Regions from separate parts of the Homo sapiens genome. Here region 1 is linked to region 2. Evidence: read pairs that join two places in POLR2A ChIA-PET (ENCODE). Cell type or tissue: MCF 10A. All regions are shown on one strand. Region 1 overlaps TMCO1 (transmembrane and coiled-coil domains 1). Region 2 has its middle 26 kb from the start of LMX1A.

Region 1 (2,500 bases), 360 kb after region 2:
CACTCCAGCCTGGGTGACAGAGCAAGATCTGGTCTCAAAAACAGATGATCAAAGTTAAACTTGGAGAAATTATGTTAAAGACTGAATAACTTTTGTCCAATATAATCAAAACATGTATTAGACTTTTAATTTCATATGCCAGTTTATAAAAATAGATGTACAGCCTTTAACTTCTAGGTGCTGACAATCTAAGACACAATATTTTTTTTAAATGTACAGGGTACAAAGACCAGAACAAAAACATGAATACAGCACTAATATTGGTAAAATATATTATGCGAACCTCCACTAGTTTGGGAAAACAAAACAAGCAAATAAAAAGCTATTGTTTGCCAGTGTTCTGAATAAGAAAGTTGCTGAAAATAATATACATAAAAACAAAAAAAGAAGGCCAGGAGCGGTGGCTCACGCCTGTAATCCCAGCACTTTGGGAGGCTGAGGCGGGTGGATCACGAGGTCAGGAGTTTGAGACCAGCCTGGCCAATATGGTGGAACCCCCTCTGTACTAACAATACAAAACAGAGTAGGTAGTAGGCAATGATAAGAAAATTAGCCAGGCATGGTGGTGCATGCCTGTAGTCCCAGCTACTTGGGAGGCTGAGGCAGAAGAATTGCTTGAATGCAGGAGGCGGAGGTCGTAGTGAGCCGAGATTGTGCCACTGCACTCCAGCCTGGGCGACAGAGCTAGACTCCATCTCAAAAAAAAAAAAAAAAAATAGCCTTCTTTCCTGCCAACATATCCTTTTATAAGAAACCTGATTATAATGAAGCTTTCATATAATTTTCCTCCTTGAAGATACTCTACTTGACTTCTTTGACTTCTATAGCTTGGAAGACCTATATCACACACACACACACACACACACACACACACACACAGCATCTAGTATTTTATATTGATGAACTGCAAAAATAATCTGGCATTTCAATACTGGTCCAAGGTCTAATAACTTAATCACCAAATATTTGATAAGTGCTTATTATATTATTAACTCTATTAAGGATAACATATCACATATGCTTGCATATAGCTTTGAAAACCTCCATTCTTTAAAAATTTCATAAATATCATAGCAGTGATATGGGCATTCTCTTCATCTTGTTCCCATCTTTACTGCAGTATCGTTGGTATTTTACCTTTGAGTATTTAACCCTCTTCTGGTTGTTCTAATTCATTGCACAATAGAACTAGAGAACAGTGATGGAGAGAAAGGAAGGGATGGAGGGAAAAGAGAATTTGGAAAAGATGACAATATTATTTGTCTGATCATATGATTATCTATCTAGAAAACTAGAGAATCAAATTAAAAGCTAGGAGAGTTCAGGAAGATGTCCAATTAGAAAATAAAATCACAAAAATTGATAACCTGCTGGGCATGGTGGCTCACGCCTGTAATCCCAGCATTTTGGGAGGCTGAGGCAGGTGGATCACTTGAGGTCAGGAGCTCAAGACTAGCCTGGCCAACATGGTGAAACCCCATCTCTACTAAAAATACAAAAATAAGCCAGGCGTAGTGATGCCTGCCTGTAATCCCACCTACTCGGGAGGATGAGGCAGGAGAATCACTTGAACCCGGGAGGTAGAGGCTGCAATGAGCCAAGATCGTGCCACTGCACTCTAGCCTGGGCAACAGAGAACAGTGTGAGGCTCTGTCTCAAAAAAAAAAAAAAAAAAAAAAAAAATTGATAAGCTACTTATAGACAGTAGTAGCAAACTAGAAAATATGAAATATTACTTATACTTATTTGGAAAGAAACTACAGAAAGTATATAAAATAGACTTGGCAGAAATACCATGTTTCTGGATGGGAATACTAAAAATTATAAAGGTATTTAATACCTCAAAATTAATGTACAAATTTAATAAAATTTCAGACAAAACTCAGAAGGGATTATTTTAGAGGAAGCTGACACTTGATTGATTCTAAAATTCATTTGAAAGAATAAGTGCCCCAGGAACAGTGAACAATACAGTTAAAACAGAGTACGTAGTAGGCAATGATAAGAAAATAGTTTGAAAAACAGGCTGGGGCCAAAGCATGGAATGTCATGAGAGCCAGGGTAAGGAGTCTGACTAAAATCAATAGTCAGGGTTGCATGGTGATAAGTGTGGACTTTAGAGTCTGAGAGACAGGGTTAAACCCCAGCTCAACATTTACTAGCTTGGAGACCTTGAGCAAGTTAAGTGACTTAGAGTCTCACGTCCTCATCTGTAAAATAAAGATTAGAATTCTTATCTTAGAAGACTGTTAAAAGTAAAAGGGAAGGCAGGGCGTGGTGGCTCACACCTGTAATACCAGCACTCTGGGAGGCCGAGGCAGGCAGATCACCTGAGGTCAGGAATTCAAGACCAGCCTTGCCAACATGGTGAAACCCCATGTCTACTAAAAATACAAAAATTAGCTTGGTGTGGGGGCGAGTCCCTGTAATCTCAGCTACTCAGGAAGCTGAGGCAGGAGAATCGCTTGAACCCGGGAGGTGGAGGTTACGGTGAGCCCAG
Region 2 (2,500 bases):
AGAGCTGGGGCACCCCCAAAAGCCAGGGCTCTTCCAGTATGAATGATGGAGGTGTTTCCAGAGGAAGTCATCTGAGAGAAGAGCTCTTTGCAAATGACTGCTCAGGGACCCAGGATGTACACTGACAACACACCCCACTTCTGCACCCAAGTCAAAAGCTTGTATTGAAGAGTGATATATCTTTTGTATGTCATACTTCAAATTCCATTGTTTACAGAGGAAGTACTATTGTTGACAAGCATAAGCCATTTAGAAATATGACAGAAGTTATGAGCCCTGAAAGAAAGGACAGTCCTCGAACTGGAAGGTTTGACCATGGAATTTCATTCTCTTTGCTCATTTATGTGTGCTGAAATGTTTCTTTTCAGCATTTGACTATAAAAAAGGCAAATGACTCAGAAGGGAGAGGAATTCATACAACCGCTAACTGTCCATTGGTAGCCGCGAGCTGTGAAAGATGAGGATCTAGTCTTGGTGTGGTAATATCTCTGTGCCACCAGGACAGTAATAAGTCCTTACATAAAATGTGGGCATGACTAGTGTTCACGAAGATTTCTGACTCTCCTCTCCTTCTGAGCACATATCCCTCAATGTAAGATGTATCCTTGTGACTTGCTTTGGCCAGTGAAATGTGAGTGGAAGGACGTTTGTCAATTCTGGTGGAGAATATTTTAGAGCCAGCACGAGTCTCCATGCTCTCTTTTCCTGTCACTGTGAACCTGAAGCCTGATATTGAGGTGACAGTGGAGATTCTGCAGTTTGGGCCTCTGAGCGTCTACCACCAACGAGTCCTCCCTTCGAACTCCCCCTTCAACCTGAAGTGAGCTTTGTTTTATGCACTGGGATTTTGGGGTTGTTTGTTATAGTGGAAGCTCAGCCTATCCTGACTGTAGCCTCCCTATAATAAATCAGGTTCTTTTCCCATACATTAACTCATGTGATGACCACTGCAACCCTGTGAGTTTCATTGCACAGATGAGGAAACTGAAGCTCAGATTCAAAAACTGATTCCAAAGCTGATTTAACGGATTCCAAAGTCAATTCCCTTCCCACTATACTATGTTGTCTTCTACTCTGAAGAAGATTCAACTTTTATGTTTCTCTGGATCCTGTGGGGCCCACAGCCCTTGTTCTGCAACTATGGCTTATTGGAGTTTGATTTGTTGTGGTCTACAGCCTCGCTGACCTTATGATTCAATGAAGGAATTGGAGAAATAAGCAAACACTTATTTTGACCCTAAGAAGCAAGTTAGAAAGCAGGCACACTATGAACACGTGGAAGGGCAGAGCATGCGCATCTGCATGAGGTCGGGAGGGCGTGAGAGAGCCTGGGGCTGGGCAGTGCAGTCCGTGTCCAGGGAAGCCTGACAGTCAGCAGGGGGAATGTGAGGTTGGACTGGGTCCTGGAAGACTTGGGTTCCAGGCCTGGCTCGGCCAGCCTTGGTGACTCACCTTTCTGGGCCAACCTCCCAGCTGTGGAATAAGCATTTTGGATTCCAACCCTGCCTGCACATTAGCATCACCTGGGGAGCTTTAAAAAGACAAATCACCACCCAGCCTCAGAGATTCTGATTCAGCAGATCAGGGGCAGCACACAGGCCTCTGTAGTTTTAAACAACTTTTAAAAGGACACTGAAGCACAGGCAGATTTGGGCGTCACGGCGCTAGACCATTCTAGGATGCCCTTTCTGTTGTTTCAGTGCCTGGGATCCACCCTCACGACCCATCTGTTTCTGCCAAAGGTGTTTTAGCTATCCCTGGAGTCCACCCAGACCTCTGGGAAAACTTGTCTGAGGCCTGTGCCAGAACTCCAGTGGCCACTCAAAGTCAGAAATTCCAGAGGGACTGTGGGATTCCATGGGGCTTCAAATCCACTTCCCAAGCTATGCCATTGTGAGGAAAGTAAGACAAAGTGTCGAGGGGCTGGGAAGATTAGTAAGCAAAAGGCTTCCCTGAGACAGCATCTAAACTTGCACGGAAGACAGCCTTTCTAGACCAGAGCAGTTTCATCCCAAAGCAGGTCCTTGGACACTGCTCCCTCTCAAATCCCATCCACCAGGAAATGCTTTCCTGGCCTACACAGAACTAGCTGGCTTACTGCAAAGCTTCTTCAGATTTTCCTCTTGATAGACCCCCGCCCCAGGACTTCTCTGCCCTTTAAATTCTGGCATCCTGACACTGGCAGCATTAGCTGTGGGCTTGGTTGAAGAAGAAACTGCAGCAATGCCAGGGAATCAGCAGGAAGACCTCCAGCTTCCCCACAGCCTCTTGGCAGAACTCAGGGTGGCCTCTCAGCTGGTATACTGCAGCCAGGCTGCTGGGTACTTGCCTGGACCTAGTGCCAGGCCCCACAGCAGAGGGCAAGGTGTGTGGCTGCCTTGGTTGGCAAGTGCATTCCAATTCCTAGGAATCTCATGGAATCGTGCTGTGAATTAGCTACCTCACAGCCTCTACCCAGCTAACTACCCTCCTCTGCCAATTCTAGCTCTAATTTTTTTGT

What was found. ChIA-PET counts read pairs that join two places held together with the same protein. Peaks named below come from ENCODE experiments on the same cell type or tissue, not always from the same donor. Only the 100,000 strongest peaks of a DNase experiment are listed, where the experiment ranks them.
Region 1: POLR2A ChIA-PET joins it to region 2 with 5 read pairs; 2 of 35 experiments call an interaction of 5 or more read pairs at or near these places.

Annotation. Positions count from the first base shown.
Region 1 is chr1:165,745,611-165,748,110 of GRCh38, forward strand. The region is part of intron 5 of TMCO1 (transmembrane and coiled-coil domains 1); the gene reads right to left. Among named protein-coding and RNA genes, the nearest start is that of TMCO1, 22 kb to the right of the region's middle. In MCF 10A, no CTCF peak of the experiment used is centred here; no DNase peak of the experiment used is centred here.
Region 2 is chr1:165,381,883-165,384,382 of GRCh38, forward strand. No RefSeq gene overlaps it. Among named protein-coding and RNA genes, the nearest start is that of LMX1A, 26 kb to the left of the region's middle. In MCF 10A, no CTCF peak of the experiment used is centred here; a DNase peak (open chromatin) is centred at 1,409.